Linked DNA regions of Homo sapiens: region 1 is linked to region 2. The links are chromatin loops, found by intact Hi-C in ENCODE. Cell type or tissue: GM12878. All regions are shown on one strand.

Region 1 (8,000 bases), 91 kb after region 2:
ACCAATTGTAACAAAGCCTGAAAGTAAGCCTCAACAGGATCAAGTTGAGCTGCCAGCAAATTGACTGCCTGCTAGAGCAAATCTCAACATTTTAAAAGAAGACATTATAATTTACACTGTAAAAAATATAGTATCCACAATATGCAAAATTCAATAAAAATTTACTAGATATACAAAGAATAATTTTACAATGTAACTCATAGCCAGGAGAATTTGAGTGAATAAAAACAAACCCATGCATAACCCAGATATTGGAATAAGCACACAGTGACTTTAAAATAGTTATTATAGGCAAGGTGCGGTGGCTCACGCCTGTAATCCCAACACTTTGAGAGACCAAGGCAGGCGGATCACAGGGTCAGGGGATCGAGACCATCCTGGCTAACACGGTGAAACCCCATCTCTACTAAAAATACAAAAAATTAGCCGGGTGTGGTGGCAGGTGCCTATAGTCCTAGCTACTTAGGAGGCTGAGGCAGGAGAATGGCGTGAACCCAGGAGGCAGAGCTAGCAGTGAGCCAAGACTGCACCACTGCACTCCAGCCTGGGTAAAAAGTGAGACTCTGTCTCAAAAAAAAAAAAAAAAAAAAAGTTAATATAAATATATTCAAGGATTTTTTAAAAACAGATAATATGTGAAATGATGGGAAATCTCAACAGAGAAATACAAACTAGGAAAAGAAAACAACAAGTAGAAATTTTAAAACTGAAAAATAATATAATTGTAGTAAACATCTCAAATGCATGGGCTTAACAGCAGAGTGGATATTGTATAAGATCAGCTAATAAAACTGTCTAAAGCACACAGAGGAAACCACTGAAACAGTGAGTTAGGGCACAGTGTCAAGGGTCCAATACGCATGTGATAGGACAGGAGACAGGAAATGACAAAAGCAATCATGGTGAAAAAAATCTGAGCACTGCTCAGCTTTGTGTGGGAGGAATTGACTGGAAAGGAACATGAAAGAACTTTGGGGAAAGACAGAAGTATTTCATATTTTGATAAGTATGTAACACAATTGTATATACTTGCCAAATTTCATTGAACTACATACTCTTAGAGTCTGTTCTTTCTATTGATTGTAAATTATATCTCAATAAAAAATAGAAGAAATCCGAGGGACAATGACCATCAGTTAGTATCATTACCTGATCTAAGCACGAAAATACTGGCAATTACCTTGTCATTCATGAAATCTTGTATAACTTTAGCTCTCACTTTAACAAACTGTTAGTTTCATCTCCTCCCTTTCTGCTTTTTTACAGCCTCTTTCAGTGATCCTTTTCTTCATCCCACTGTTAAACATTCATATTTCTAAGTTTATGTCCTTTTCCATATTTTATCCCTACTTTATGCATTCTTTCAAGGCCTAGGATATGCACAATGCAGGTGTTTAGTGTTTGAGAGATTGACGAACAAATGGACATATAAATGAATAGATGGGTGGGTGGATGGATGGATGGATGGATGGCCAGCTAAATAATGAGTACTCTCCTGGCTATCCAGTCATTCAATTTATGTGCCAAGTACTCTTCTGGGTGCTGAATATACAATTTTGATCAAAGCAAAAAAAAATCCTGTTTTCTAATGTTTACATCATAATGTTTGTAGTACAATCTTGGTTCAACTGTTAAGTTCAGACTCACATAATTTCTCAAATAAGGGCATACCTACCTTCAATTTGTACCCTCTAAGTCAATGCCAGAGTAAAATTACTAAGATTTATATATGATTTGTTACTTCTATATAAAATCTTTTTGATATTTAATGTCCATGTGTTTATGCACACTTTTTGGCATGTTCAACCACATCCTACCTTAACATTCTATGTTCTAGTCATATAACAGTTTTGCTGTTCACCACTCTCACTGTGTGTTTTTACATAAGGTGTTCATTCAGTCTAGAATGTCTTCTTTCCAACTACCACCCTCAGTGTTACCTATCACAATTCTCATTCATTTCCCAAGACTGCTTAAACGGTCTCATTGATATTTTCTTGACCTTCCAGACAGAGTTAAGGTTTTCTTCTTAAGGGTTTTTTCAGTCCTCCCTAGTTCTCTGTGTATAGGTTTGTGTCTATAAGCTGGGTGTTGGTACAGGTTACCCTGCCATAAACAAAGCATGCAATGACATGTAAGAAAGAATACAGTAGAAAAATTAGGGGTATTTGGTATTATTACCAAATAAGGCACTGGGTATCCACAAAATCAAATTCATGAGGGAGCAGAGGGAAGAGTAGAATATAAGAAAACAGAAGTGGGATCCAGTGTTCCTAAGCAAAGATCTCTGAGGACAGTCTGCAGCCAGCTATCAGGTACAACAGGCTGGGCTCCTCATCCACACCCAGGTCCCAGGGATAGATGAAGGAGCACCTATACCTTTCAGGGTGGGGTACAAAAAGCCTACAAACCAATAGCTGGCTGATCAAAATTTTTACAAAGATCATTAATGACCAAGAACACTGGGAGCGAGGAATATTTTTTGCCTCAAACACAGAAAACTCATGACAAATTTTGACTTCTACTGAATCCTCAGCAGGCCACAAGAATAATGTTACCATTGAATTGGCTATGTAATATAGGCAGCTGATATGGGCTAGTTTGGGAACATAGGCTGATACTTTCTCTCAAAAGGAGCTTGTTTTATTTGTTGTAGTAAACTTGTTTCTCCATTTAGGCAATGAGGCCCTCAAAGGCCATGTTAAGTTCTTCTCTACATCTACTACCATGGATGGCTTATTGTAGGCACTAAAAATTGTCTTTTAATAATAAATTAACAGTTTCCTGCAAGTAGAACAGTATTCACAAAAAGCTTTCTTTAGTCCTTACACATTCATTCTTTGTTTGGAATTGTGATAAGTTTTGTTGCCATGAGAACACATTGCCAATTAAAATTTTGTTGAGAAAATAAAGATGTCACATTCAAATATCAAATAAATAGGTCACCTCAAACTCAACTAATAAGTTTTGTAGTGCATAGATAAATAATCTTTCTCTATTCTATTTTTTCATATCACAAATGATTATTTTAATATCATTTATAATTATTATCCAAATGCACAAAGTCATTTTTCACCCATGATAAGTGGAATGGACTTCCTAGACATTTCAAAGCAGTTCCCATGCCATTCAGTAGCATACAGATTCAAGGAGGTATTAACAGATGCATCACATGAAAATAAGTTAGCCATCCTGATCTCTCTCAAAGATTCTCAATGCATTTTTACATACTAAAGGCTCCAAGAAGTCTATGTGGGGAGAGATTGAATTTTAACTCACAGATCTCCAAACAGTTTATCACAACACACTTCTTTTATGACAAATTATCAGCCTTTGGAACACTGCTTTCTGAGGATAACAGTTTAAGATATTTCTTCTGAAAAATAATAGCTGTTTTCTTCTAGGAAGACATGGAAATATATATAGTGAAATTATAATAGACTTTGGAATTAGAAGCTATAGGTTCAAATCACCCAAACTTGTTGTGACTCTGTCATCCTGGAAAAGTTCTTTAACTTCTCTGAAGATTATAAAGACTGTCTCACAGGTATAAACTGCTCAATAAATACTGGTTTTATTTTTCTCACTTTACAACACCTCCCATATTCTGATAATGGACCAAGTACCGGGCTGTGGGCCCAGCTGGGGGTTAACATCCTTTAAACAAGTGGTGAGCCTAGCTTGTAGCACCTGTTCTTCTCGTGAGCCAGGTGGGGCATAGTGATATTGAGACTAGCAAAAGATAAGTGGGGAAGTGGTTATTCCACCCACACATTCTCACATGTTGCAAAATGCAGCTGGTGATTATTCTCTCAAGAGGAGTCTACTAGCATGAATGCCAATGAAAATAAGTCCTTGGGTCCTGTTTGGCACGTGTGCCTTAATTACTGACCCCCTACTCTAGGGAGGTCAACAAGAAAGAAGGTCTCTTCTTTTCTTTGCAACGGTATGAAAATGAAACAATCATAAAATCTGGCAGGAGAGTTAAGGTTAATAATTTTCAAAGAGAGTACTTGGAGGTTTCTTTACACTATAAGCACTATATAATCAAAAGTTTTCTTTTTCTGTATTAAACTATTCAATGTTAGTTATAGATCAAAATATTAAGTGTGTATTAAAACTTTTGCATTTTATAAAGTCATGAATAGATATGTTTTCCACAAATTTTAAACAGATGAAGCTTTAACCTAAGAACCTTTTTTATTAGTTTCTTCATTTTAGTTTATCCTAAGAAACGAATAACTAGTAGAGCACCGACAAACATTTTGGTGAAAGGGGTATCCCTGATTAAAATAGAGCTTCAGCTCTCTATGGACACATTGTTCACCCTCTCCCTATCTCACCCCCACCCTACCTACACTCCATCCCAACCCATGGCAAACTATAAGCCAAAACACATACCATGTAAGCTGTTTCTCCTTTAGAACAAACTTCCTTGGTCAGATTTCCTCACAAATTGGTTATATCTTCAGAAGAATTACAGCAAATTGAGGAATACAAATTGAAACCCACAAAAGACTGAAAATTAAATGTTTAAAAATAAAACTACATTTTTTTTCTTGGAAATCTAGAGGAATGTCACAAGATTCAGAACTCACATATTTCTAGGGACTAATTCTGTGGTTGAACCTAATGTCAGCTATATTATGGTTGGTTGGGTGACTCCAGGAGGAATGAACACCTGAGTCAGGAAGATGCCCAGCAAACTCTACAAATGAAAGGCAACACAGCAGCATCATGCATTCTTTTTTTCTCTTTCTCTTTTTTGTAATAAGAATGTGAAGTAGTTCCAGATGGTGTGCAAGTGGCCAGACTCAAACAAGTTACTAAGCTTGTTGGCATGAAAGAAGCTGCTTAGTGGTGACATACAAGTACAGAATCCCCACAGTCCTGCTTCCTGGTGAAACTGGAGAAAACAAACCAACAATAGAGAAATGAGTACTGTAATTTATCTTGGAGGCCAGTTAGGTTGTTTATCCCAAACTACATTTTGATTCCAGTTACAGTTTAATTATGAGTATTTGTTCTCTAACAGAGACTAAACAAAGGGTAACTATTTTCTTTTATCTTTTTCTTTGTTATGAAAATTTCAGTTTCATGTTTGCCTATCCTCTCTCTTTAAATAGTATCTTATACTATGTGAATGCATTCAGCCCAATTTCTTCCCATTTGCATGAAGTTTCTAAAATAAACAATAAGATCAGAAGTTTTTACGTATAAGAAATGCATGACTTAATAATGCCTTATGTATTTCTGTAAGCTTTTATTGCATCTATTTAACAAGTCCCTTTGGTTATAAAGGAGACACTACCATGTATCTCTGCCATCAAACTATTGACATAAAGTTTCAGACTCGGGGAAACCCACCAAGTCAAGTTACCCACTCCAGTAGCTACTGTCAAGATGTTTTTGGTTTTGACCATGAAATGGGAAGTTATAAATATATGAAAGGCATGTGGGTGATGTTCATTCTCTTCTGTGTGCCTCATACAGCTCTTCTCCCAGGGCAGCAGTAGCTGGGATTTGTCTTCTTGGTTTCAGATCACATATGCTCTTTACAAAAGATATTCAGTATTTGCTTTTGCAACTGTTCAAAAGTTACTTTAAGTGCATAATTTTTATCAATTATATTGCCAGGAGGTTTTTTCCTTCTATCTAAAACACCCTGCACTATGCTCGCTGCTACTTTTTATGGTGGGAAATTATGTTTTCCCTCTGTAGCTGTAGATGGACTCCCTGAAACTTGCTAAACCATCTCTGGGTTCTGTCTAAATTGTATTGATAAGGAGTGTTTGTAACACCTCTATTTTTGCAGAAAAAGATACTTCCAGATTGGGTTGGAGCAGAAAACAAATCCTATATTGCTAAAATTAATAATAATACTGGATTAATTTAAAGTGTTTAAATAAGAAACAAACTTTCACTATAATGGTCCCCAAATTTTTATATTTAATTCATATTTACTACCATGAGAGTAATACATTTTAATTGTTTTCATCTAACTTTTGCATTATTGATCAGTTTTTTTAAATGAACTTTCCTTTATCTACATTTTGGACCAATTCATTGTTTTTTGACCGTTCTCCTAAAAGATCTTGTTTTCATTTCAGTCTGTGTTTTAGTTGGTCTAGCTTTTTATTTTCTCATGAACCTTTTCTATTTCAGTTCAGATCAACTAGGATTGCCACATAGTTTTAACAAAAGCTATCAGGGACAGACAGTTGTAAAAAAAATTGAACAAAAAAGAAATTAGCAGAATATTAGTTTATCAGTGATAATCCACATGTCCTTCTACATGTAACAGTAAATGTACATTGTATTAAGTTGATGTTGTTTTTCAAAAATCCATCTTTGGTCTTTGAACAATTAAAGGTATTTTAAAACTTTTACTCAATGTTCAATTCTTACTGATCCAACTTCAAACTTTTCTGTCCATAGTCCATATGTTTTACACTATACCACAAATTGTTAAGCAAGAGGGGTTGAGGTCATTCACTTTTGAAAAAAATAAAATAATAAAATCAATCTCAATTTTGTTATTTACAACCTGTAAGATGTTCAAGTCACTTAAATATCTAAGTATCAGTTTTCCAACATTAAAATAGAAATAATAATATTTATCTTATAGGTTTATCATGAGAACTACAAAATGCAAATTTATAAACATATAATTTATAAATTAGATATATGGAGAAAATAAGCAGATCATGATAATTTTGGTTTTTAAAATATTTTTATTTCCATGCAATAATTTGACACAGAAATTGAATGAAAATATTTAATACATTGAAGTTTTTTAGACAGGAGATAGTCTACTGAAAATGGTTTGTAAATTAGCAAAAGTTATTATCTTTGCAAGAAAGTGAACATCAAACTTAGGCACTGACTTCTTGAAAAAATGTTACTTAAAGGGTCTTTTTGTTCCATGGTGACAGCTATAAGATTTTAATATAAATATTGAAAGAAGGAGTTGTCTCATAATTTATCAACTTGAAACATTGAAGTACTATAGTTCAAAACTTTGAAAGGAAGTCATTTTTCCAGATATCTGAGGCTCTTTGTTCACATTTTGGGCTTCATAGATATTAACCACATGAAACAAAGGTAATTTCTTCTACAAAGTAATGTAACACTTAATTTGAAATATATTTCCTAAGAAATTTCAGAATGAAAAAAATAAGAATCTACTTTGAGATTATAAGAAAGGTGAAAAGTAATATTGAACAACTCTTTCTCAAAGCTTATTTTTAAATAAATTACTCTGCATTTACTCAGTGTAGGCATATGCCACCAAACTACTGTCAGCTCATAAACATTCAGAACTCTGCTGTTTGATTTACTGTCAGGTACTCACAAGAGCACCCTCACTATTGCACCAGCAAGACTCTCACTGTTACAGTCAATAAGTAAGTTAATATAGTAGGTCAAAATGCAGACCTAGAGCTGGAAAGCACATCTCAAAACATGATTATAATACAACTTACTTAATTAGACTATATTACTTGCTGGAAATACAGTCTCTAGAAAAGAGAGCTTACTATCTAGGCCATCTGGTTCAAAAGTGGTATTTGGTGATTCTTAATTGCAGCAACCATTTATCAAGTGCTGATCAGGAACCAGGCAAGGCACTGGGGACCCACACTGAATTGAATACAGTTGCCTGTTCTTAAGGATATCACTGCCTCTGATGACAGATTCATAGCAAACATTTGTAATGTACTGTGTTATTATGGAAAATGTGTATGTTCCATGGAGACACAGTGGAGATTATCTATCCCAATCTCTCCTGCAATATCTTATGCAACAAGGTACAGAGGAGATGACATGGTCAGGAGGGACATATAAACAATAAAGGGACAAAGCAACAGCTTCATAACTGAGGGACAAAGTTTGCTTCAATTATAAGCTTTCATTTAGTGAGCAACAGGGATCAATACCTAAGCAGGATTGACTTGAGCATGGCAAGTAATTGACTGAGCATCTTTGGACTTCGATAAAAT
Region 2 (8,000 bases):
TCTGGCTTTTTGTTTTTTTGACAAAAGAACAGCCAGCCATTAGAAAATTACTGGGCTTGTAAAAACATCGCTATTATAATAAATATCCTAGAGTCTCAGTGTATGAGCAGTGCTATGGACACCAACTTCTCAGTTTATTTTATGTGCTCTTTCTGCCTCTCTATGTTGAAAGTCAGGGCCTCTGCTTTCTCCAAAGATGTCCTTGGATTGACATCGCCATTATGGCACCAGTTGTTATTGCTGTGCTGTTGCCAAGGTAGCCAAAATATAGACCTGGGTTCAAAGTAGTAACTGGGTGTGTAAGAGGGTAGTCACTTCTACTCTCATGGATACAGCTGCTTGAATGTGACAAATACTATTAAGATCGTGGGTCTTATTACCTCAAACCACAAGGTGCTATCTGAACAAATGCTTGGCTTTTAACTGTCAGATTCTTGAATGTGTCACATTTTTCTTCGGATCTTTGGGTTATTGTAACAGCTGTTTGTAAACATTGTAAAGCCCACATTAGCTACAGAGTGAGTAGAAATATTTTGACCCAAATATCTGCCCCCTGAACCATGATAAGGAATGTAGCCTGTATGCTGACACTTAAGCAGTAGATTTAAATAGAAACTAGGATCAACTTCCAGCTGAATAAGTCAATAGGCATTTTTGATTTCTGACTCCATCTGGGTCAGTTTTCATTCATCAGATGGCCCAAAAACATCCATTGACGTTGAGACCTTAAATGAAAAAAAAAAAAAAAAAGGTAATAAACTAACAGGTATTTCCAACAAGATTTTGGCTGGGCAATATTTTCAATGAGAGTCTAATCTATCCTCTTTGTTTGACAGTTAAAGTTACCAGTGCTTGTTTAATAGCCATCCTTTTCTTTAGAAACAGGGACACAAACAGCTTTAGAATTTGTCATGCTCTGATCTCTTTCATTCTGAAAATACCCCATGCTATTTTATGTGGTGGTAATGAGTTAGATATTTCTAGTGTTTGCCTGGGTAAGCAGTCATGAGGGCTGTTGTAATAAGTAAATAGTAAGACTACATTGCTCTGATAATAGCAACTTTCATTGAAGGATGTGAATGTGCCTTGCAAAAGAATGATATAGAATCCTTAGAAAGGCTTTTATTAGCAGAAATGTAATACAACTATTTTTAAAATGGAAACAGTAAGGCAGAGTGGAGAAAGAATCTCTGATATTGTGTTTCTAGTATCAATTGTAATTTGGGACATCTAAGCTATCAACCCAAGCAGTTAAGAAAAGTTCTAGTAAGAAAATGAACTTGTAGCACATTGAATATTATGGGAAATCTTGTCCTCAGCATTTCTGGATTTTGTAGATCCACATATCTGCCAAGAAGTTGTATTAGATAGTTACCTTTGGAAGCGGCCAAATGATATACATCCAGTTGAAATTGTGATTAGGATTGAAAACATATTTCTTACATTAATAATCTAATCCTTTTGTCCACTCTTTACAAAATAATTAGATATATTATGGCCATGACCCCCAAAAGTTAAAGATATTTCCTATCAAGCTCACTTAAATATAGACAACCATCTACTATTTTATATATAATGGTTATAGCAGTAAAGATAAAGCTCATATATTTGCTTCTGGAAGAAGTACTTTTTTTTTTTTAGAAGATCAACCCTCTTGTTTTTTATTCTAAATATTTGAGTCATAATTAAAGGTAGTTAGGATTAAATACATAAATAACAAGGTAAGGTAGCTTAAGTGTATGCTGGGTAACAGGCAATGTCAGACCAAGATTTTACTGGAGCTAATCAAGACAACTGAATGTGGGATGCATGTTTTCATTGTAAAAATGCAGGCAAGCTTTTTAATGTTTTCTTTTCATGTGATGTTTAGACAAATTGAGGTTTGTTCTTGTCTCATCGAGCTCTCATTTTCTCTTTCTGTCGTTCTTATTCTCTCTCTCTCCCTCCTTCCCTCAAGGAGAATCTCGAAATGAAACTGACAGAGCTGTGTTTCACTCTTTTATGGTGTAATGTTTGTGAGGTTTCTCACATTGTTTACATGTTTCCTTGAAATAAAGATGGCACTTTCATTGAGCATGTGTCCTGAATTTCCTCACAAAATCAAAATTGAAAATGGAGGCTAGAAATAATGCTTAATATCTTTTATGTCTATTTTGTCATGAAAATTATTCTTTGTCAAAACTGGCCCTGTATAAATAGAGAGGAAGAATATATTTTTGCTCTATTGCCTTCTACACCTCTTTGTATTATTCTAGTACATATTCTAGTATGTTTTTCTAGGTTCTACTCCTAAAGTCCCCAGGAGTCCACAGTTTAGTGACCCTGAACATTTAAGATTTTTAGAAAGTGTCTAATTTCTAAATTTTGCATTCTCATCTATTATTACAAGTTTGCTGGAGTTTTCAGTCTTGTGGGCTATAATGTAATAAGGATGTCAATACTTTATGCATCCTATATAGCATGTGAGCAAATAACAATCCTATCAAGATAGTTTCTTTAGAGAATTTTTTGTAGAAATCATCTTATAAACTGTTGCCATATTTCTAAGTTCACAGAAAATAAGTAAAAACAAACCAAACTATACTTAGTGTTTAGTGCCCCTTCTTCCCTCCAAGCTGCCCCTTTCCCTACTCTCCAAAGTCAGAAATGTCAGACTCCTAGAACGTTGTTAATAGGAAACAATCTGAGAGTACTAATTTCCACTAATTCATGAAAGTGTGAATGACTCTTAATCCCTTAAACTCCCAAAGGTTGAGAGTGATTGGAATAGTTGCTACCTAAATAAATCATGAATTTGTAGAACTTTAACATAACAATACATTGATGTAAAAAAGATTCAGATAATACATAAAGATTTATTTTCAGTTAGCACGAGAAGATCATACCAATTTAGATGTTTGCCTCTGCATCTTTTTATCTATAACGCTCGTGATTTACACAGCTTTCTTATTCTTAACTTTTTGCACCACAGAATCTAAAAAGTCCCATTCGTCTTCATTGTGGTTCCTATTTCAGCAGCTGCAAGGCACTGGTGTGTGGGGAAAGTGTGGCAGGAAAGAAGGTATTGTGTACATTGATTTTGGGTAAATCAGAAACTGTGTATTTGCATTCAACTAGGGACTTTCTGGGGATACTGCCTGACTTGAAACTGTGAGGAGTTCAGGGTCTGTGGAAGGTTGTTGAGAAAATATTTAAGTTCCTGAAATCACACCATTGGTGTAGCCTTTTCTATCCTTTATATGTGACTTAAAATTCATTTTGTTCATTTCTAAATGAAATAAATGAGGTTTATACACCATAACCCTAGCTTCCTAGCTGTGGTGCTAGTATTCACTAGTCCCGTGTTTTTCAGAAAATCATTTTATCTCTTTTTGACTCAATTATCTCCTGAATCAAATGGGATCATGATTCTAGCTGTGTCTTTCAAAGGTGCTGTTGGAGAAATGATGGACGAATAGATATGAACATGCTGAGACAAAGTTAGGGATATTATGCAAATTTTACATATTTTAATTATCAAATATTAAGAGACAGGACAAAATGCAGCTTTAAAATATTTTCTTTAACTCTTTATTATAACTAATTTCTTGTCGAGATCTAGGTTAAGATTTAGGGAAGTCATAATGTGAACTACTTTGTTGAAACTGAAATTAACATGAAGTTTCAGATTTTATAAAGTAGTTATTGGAATACCTTTATAAAACTGCTTGCCCTCTTGCCTTTAAGAATGCCAGGGAACTCAACATACTTCTCAGGGTCCTTAAACACAATCAATGACAAAATAGTTTTTTTTTTTCCCTGAAAAAATAATCAGTGTTATTCCAGGTAAGGATTCAAAGATATTTGAACATATGTGATAAACTAAAATTAAACTGGACTAAAATTAAAACTACAGTTTTAATTTTATATCACACAAAGCATTTATGAGAGTATATTGTTTAATTTGTAACCCAAGAAACAGTCTTTGGGAATGTCAAGATGCAATTGAGGAAATGTTTCAGGGGGTTGGGTCCTGTATTAGATTGAAATGGAGGCAAGAAAGAGTAAGGCTTTCTATATTAATGGCATTGGGGTCCTTTTACACCAACAGTCTATGAAGCTTTAGAAAAGAGAGAGAGGCACAAAGCAATCTATTCAGCAAGACATACATATATACAGTATTTGGTTTTGCATTACACCCAAAAAGATGGTGTAGTGCAAAGCCAAACACTGTACAACTCACTTCCATAGACTGGAATTTCACAGACTTGGGTTGATATTGTGTGTCTGATTATATGCCTAAACAATAACTCTATTTGATAAAAATCTTAATTACAACTATCCATACTAATATTCAACTATCAATACTAATATTCAAAGTATTTCACAATGGATCTTATGCTTTCTAAAATGCAAAACATTAGATCTTTCCAGCAATTATAAACAGATGTTAAATATTTCTTTATAATACATATTCATTATATATTACATATATATTGATCTATATATATAAATACTTACAAGCACGTGTATATAAAATTAACAGTCTCAAACCTTGTCAAAATTATTCTATTACAAAGTCAAGTTTTTCTTTGATTTACGTTACTATTGTACTTTAAAGTTATTCTTCCTTTATGAAGGGATCTGGGAACACTATATCCAGACACTTAATGCAAACTGGTCTACTGGACATTACATGGTGCCAAAATCAGATACTTGTGAATTTAACACACCTAAGGCCATCTTTACATTAGTACATTGCTCACAGCTTCAGCAGAAAGCATATTGGACAAAGTCACCTGCTAAATAACTTGGCTCAGGAAGTCAGAAAATAAGCCACTGACCTCCAAAATGAGAAGAATGATGGTGAAAGGATAAGCCAAAAATGTAGGTCACTTTGATTCCTGATTTTCTGTCACTCCCGCTTCTAATCCACACCAAGTTTACCTCTTAAACTTCCCTTATATTCATGAATGTCCTTTCAGCACACCTCTCTAATGATCATTAAACCCTTTGAATCATTGAAATACTTTCTCAATGGTTTCTTATAGTCTAGCTCCCCTGAAATTAATTTTCACAATTGCAGTCAAATAACCTTCCAAAAAGGTTCAAATAATATCAAATCTCTCTCCCCGCTGCTGAAAAGTCTTTTACACCACTTCCCTTAGCCCTAATGACAAATGGATAGGTTTGTTTTGTTGTTCATGTTAGACTTTGTCTTTCATATGGTTGGTTTACCTCAACTTTCTCAAGATTCTTGGATGTGTAGTCACATTTATAAATGATGAACTATATTGAATAGCACAGGTAGCTGACACATATTCTGTTTGCTTCTGTTCACTACCATTTCCCCGTGAGGCCTCTCACCTGAAAGAGAAGCCTGAGTGAAGGTTCTGTGTAAGTGAGGGAAGTCAGGGGAATGTTTTCACAGCCAGTCTCTTTGAAGTGCCCCTGGGAAAAATTGCAGGTTTCAGAGCAGGAGCCTCCTACAGGCTGTAGTCCAGTGCATTTTACTACCAAAAGAAGTGCTCTTCTGCCTTTTATTTTAAACTTATTTTGTGGTGTGTGTGTGTGTGTGTGTGTGTGTGTGTGTTTGTGTGGCTAAAATCATGTTAGGATGTGCTCCACTTGTCTGTCAGACCCCGGCATCTTCACAAAGATAATTTTGTTATAAAGATCACCCACTTGCACTTCATTTTGAGAATAGTCCTTGGGCTTAAGCCCTGGAACAAAAGCCTTTGCTACCAAACCATAGCTCTATTTACACCTGTATGGAAAGGAAGAGTTCTACTGTCCCAGCTCTTTGGAAAATAGCTGTCTAAAAAATGACCCTGGATTGCCCCCTCGCCTATCCCTGCCTTCTTTATTTGTTGATTCACCTTCGAGGTCTCTTAATGACTTCTGCTAAATTTCATCTTCTTTTATTTCCCTACCAATCATATTTCACTTATGCTATTCTCATAAGTTTTTATTATTTATTAACTTATTTACTTCAGAAATTTCAACTTTTATTATAGATTAAAGGGTACATGTTCAGATTTGTCACCTGGGTATACTGTGTGATGCTGAGGCTTGGAGTCCCAATGATCCTGTCACCCAGGCAGTAAGCTTGGTACCTAACAGTACCCCTGCCCGCTTGCCACCCTCCCCCATCTAGTAGTCCCAAATGTTTATAAAATTTTGATTCACTAATGGTACACTTTATTTTTTCTTTCCATAGTGTCATGTTCTCTTTCATTTTAATTCACCATTTCTGTCAATTCAAGGAGAATCTGAGGCAAAGAAAATACAGACAGATTTGAACTTACTAGATCAATTTGAACCAGAAGCTTAAGTTTACCTTTAATTTTGTTGGAAAAATAGTTTGAGTAAATTAATAATTTGATCATTAAATTATAAAAGACAGTTGTAACATCTAGGAAAACTTACTATTTTTAGGACCATTAACTTCAAAACTGTTTCTATTAATTTACAAACAACTTTATGCATTCTTATTAAAGATGATTCTTTAAGAATCAATTTAGAAAACTTAATTATCTGATCATATCAAAATTAACAAGATTAAATATATTTATATATTTTTTATTTTCTAATTCAGATAGACATTATTTTAAGGAATTTCAGTTAGTTAATTATTAAATATCAATATTCAATGATATTGAAATTAGTCAAACTGATGATTAGTAAATATCCCATTTTGTTGCTAAATAGTAATGGATGATAACAATTTTCAGTTGTTTAAATAAAATCTTACTTATTTTGCCAATCCTCAGCCAATCTTGATGATTCTTTCCATCACAGCATCATTTTAAATCATAATATTTTTTAAAAGCCTGTTGAAGTTACAGTAATTAATGGGGATTAAATTAATTATATACCTTTTAAAACTCTCCTGACAACTAGCAGAATACCAGTAAATGATTCGTGAAGATCTGAAAACCATCATAATGTCCCTATAGAAACATGAATTATTATGAAGGATCTATGAATTGTTTAAAGGAGAAACAAAAATAATAAAATAAATGGGGTCTTTCTTCTCAAAGTGGTTACAAATATTATTGATGAAACTAAATATTTAATCTTCACTGAAACGTAACCATAGAAATTAGTCTACAGGTTGTACATACATTTCACACAGAAATTCCATTAAATCTGAGGAGATAACCCATGGGACCAGCAAAAAATGGTTCTGTGGTAGGAAATGACTTTTAACTAAAGGTTAAATAAAATTGTACTGATGTTATTTTAAACTGATTACTCAAGACAGTGGTTCTTTTGGAATGGTTCTTACTTCAATTTGCTCTTCACTTCTTTCTGCTTTTTAAATTCCCAGTACCCTTTTATTTCTCTTATGCTCACGTTTTTATCTCTATTTATTCCTTCCCCACTCTTTCCAAAATCATGGCCCTACCTCATCCTTCACAGAGATTTATATGTACAGAAAACCAACTTACTAGTTTACTCCTCCTTCTCATGATTACCTTTTCCTCTACCACCATTTATTTATCTCCTTTTTTCCCCCACCTAAGGATTCATCAGAACACTAAATTTCCACTGATAATTTATATTCCACCACAAGCGCAATTATACACTTGGTTACATGTTTCATTCATAGATCTTTAATTGTTTGTAGACTAAAATTCTAAATGATGATGGCAAAAGTGTGATGATAATTTAAATACCCAAGACTAAAATTTCCTGAAGATAACTATCATTTCTATTACTTATCTATGCATCTAAACATTTTGTAAATTATAACAACATTTAAACATTTTCTATCCAATCTATCTGTACAAATATGGCTTTAAATTATATACTATATATATATATCAAAATATATTTGCATTGAGTTTTAATTAAAGTATACATTGAAAATTCAGCCATGAACATATTAGTATTAATTAAAAGAGTTCTCGCATATTCTTCTCTTCTCCTCCTAAAAGCTAAATTTGTTTCTCAATTTACTTTTATAGTGTATTTTTGAAAACCCTTTCAATATTTAAGTAAGCACTTTAGGTAAA

The links. A loop is a pair of places that touch in the nucleus more often than their neighbours do. Peaks named below come from ENCODE experiments on the same cell type or tissue, not always from the same donor. Only the 100,000 strongest peaks of a DNase experiment are listed, where the experiment ranks them.
Region 1: it touches region 2 in a loop (4-fold over the local background); 2 of 110 quality-filtered maps call a loop at or near these places.

The regions. Positions count from the first base shown.
Region 1 is chr5:89,339,629-89,347,628 of GRCh38, reverse strand. All of the region lies in intron 7 of MEF2C-AS1 (MEF2C antisense RNA 1), which reads right to left. Among named protein-coding and RNA genes, the nearest start is that of LINC02161, 240 kb to the left of the region's middle. RefSeq lists an enhancer at 4,739-4,788. In GM12878, no CTCF peak of the experiment used is centred here; DNase peaks (open chromatin) are centred at 3,778, 4,858 and 5,408; H3K4me3 peaks cover 408 bases; H3K27ac peaks cover 4,701 bases.
Region 2 is chr5:89,430,614-89,438,613 of GRCh38, reverse strand. The region is part of intron 8 of MEF2C-AS1 (MEF2C antisense RNA 1); the gene reads right to left. Among named protein-coding and RNA genes, the nearest start is that of LINC02161, 150 kb to the left of the region's middle. In GM12878, a CTCF peak has its summit at 3,041; DNase peaks (open chromatin) are centred at 1,973 and 3,073; H3K4me3 peaks cover 1,150 bases; H3K27ac peaks cover 5,046 bases.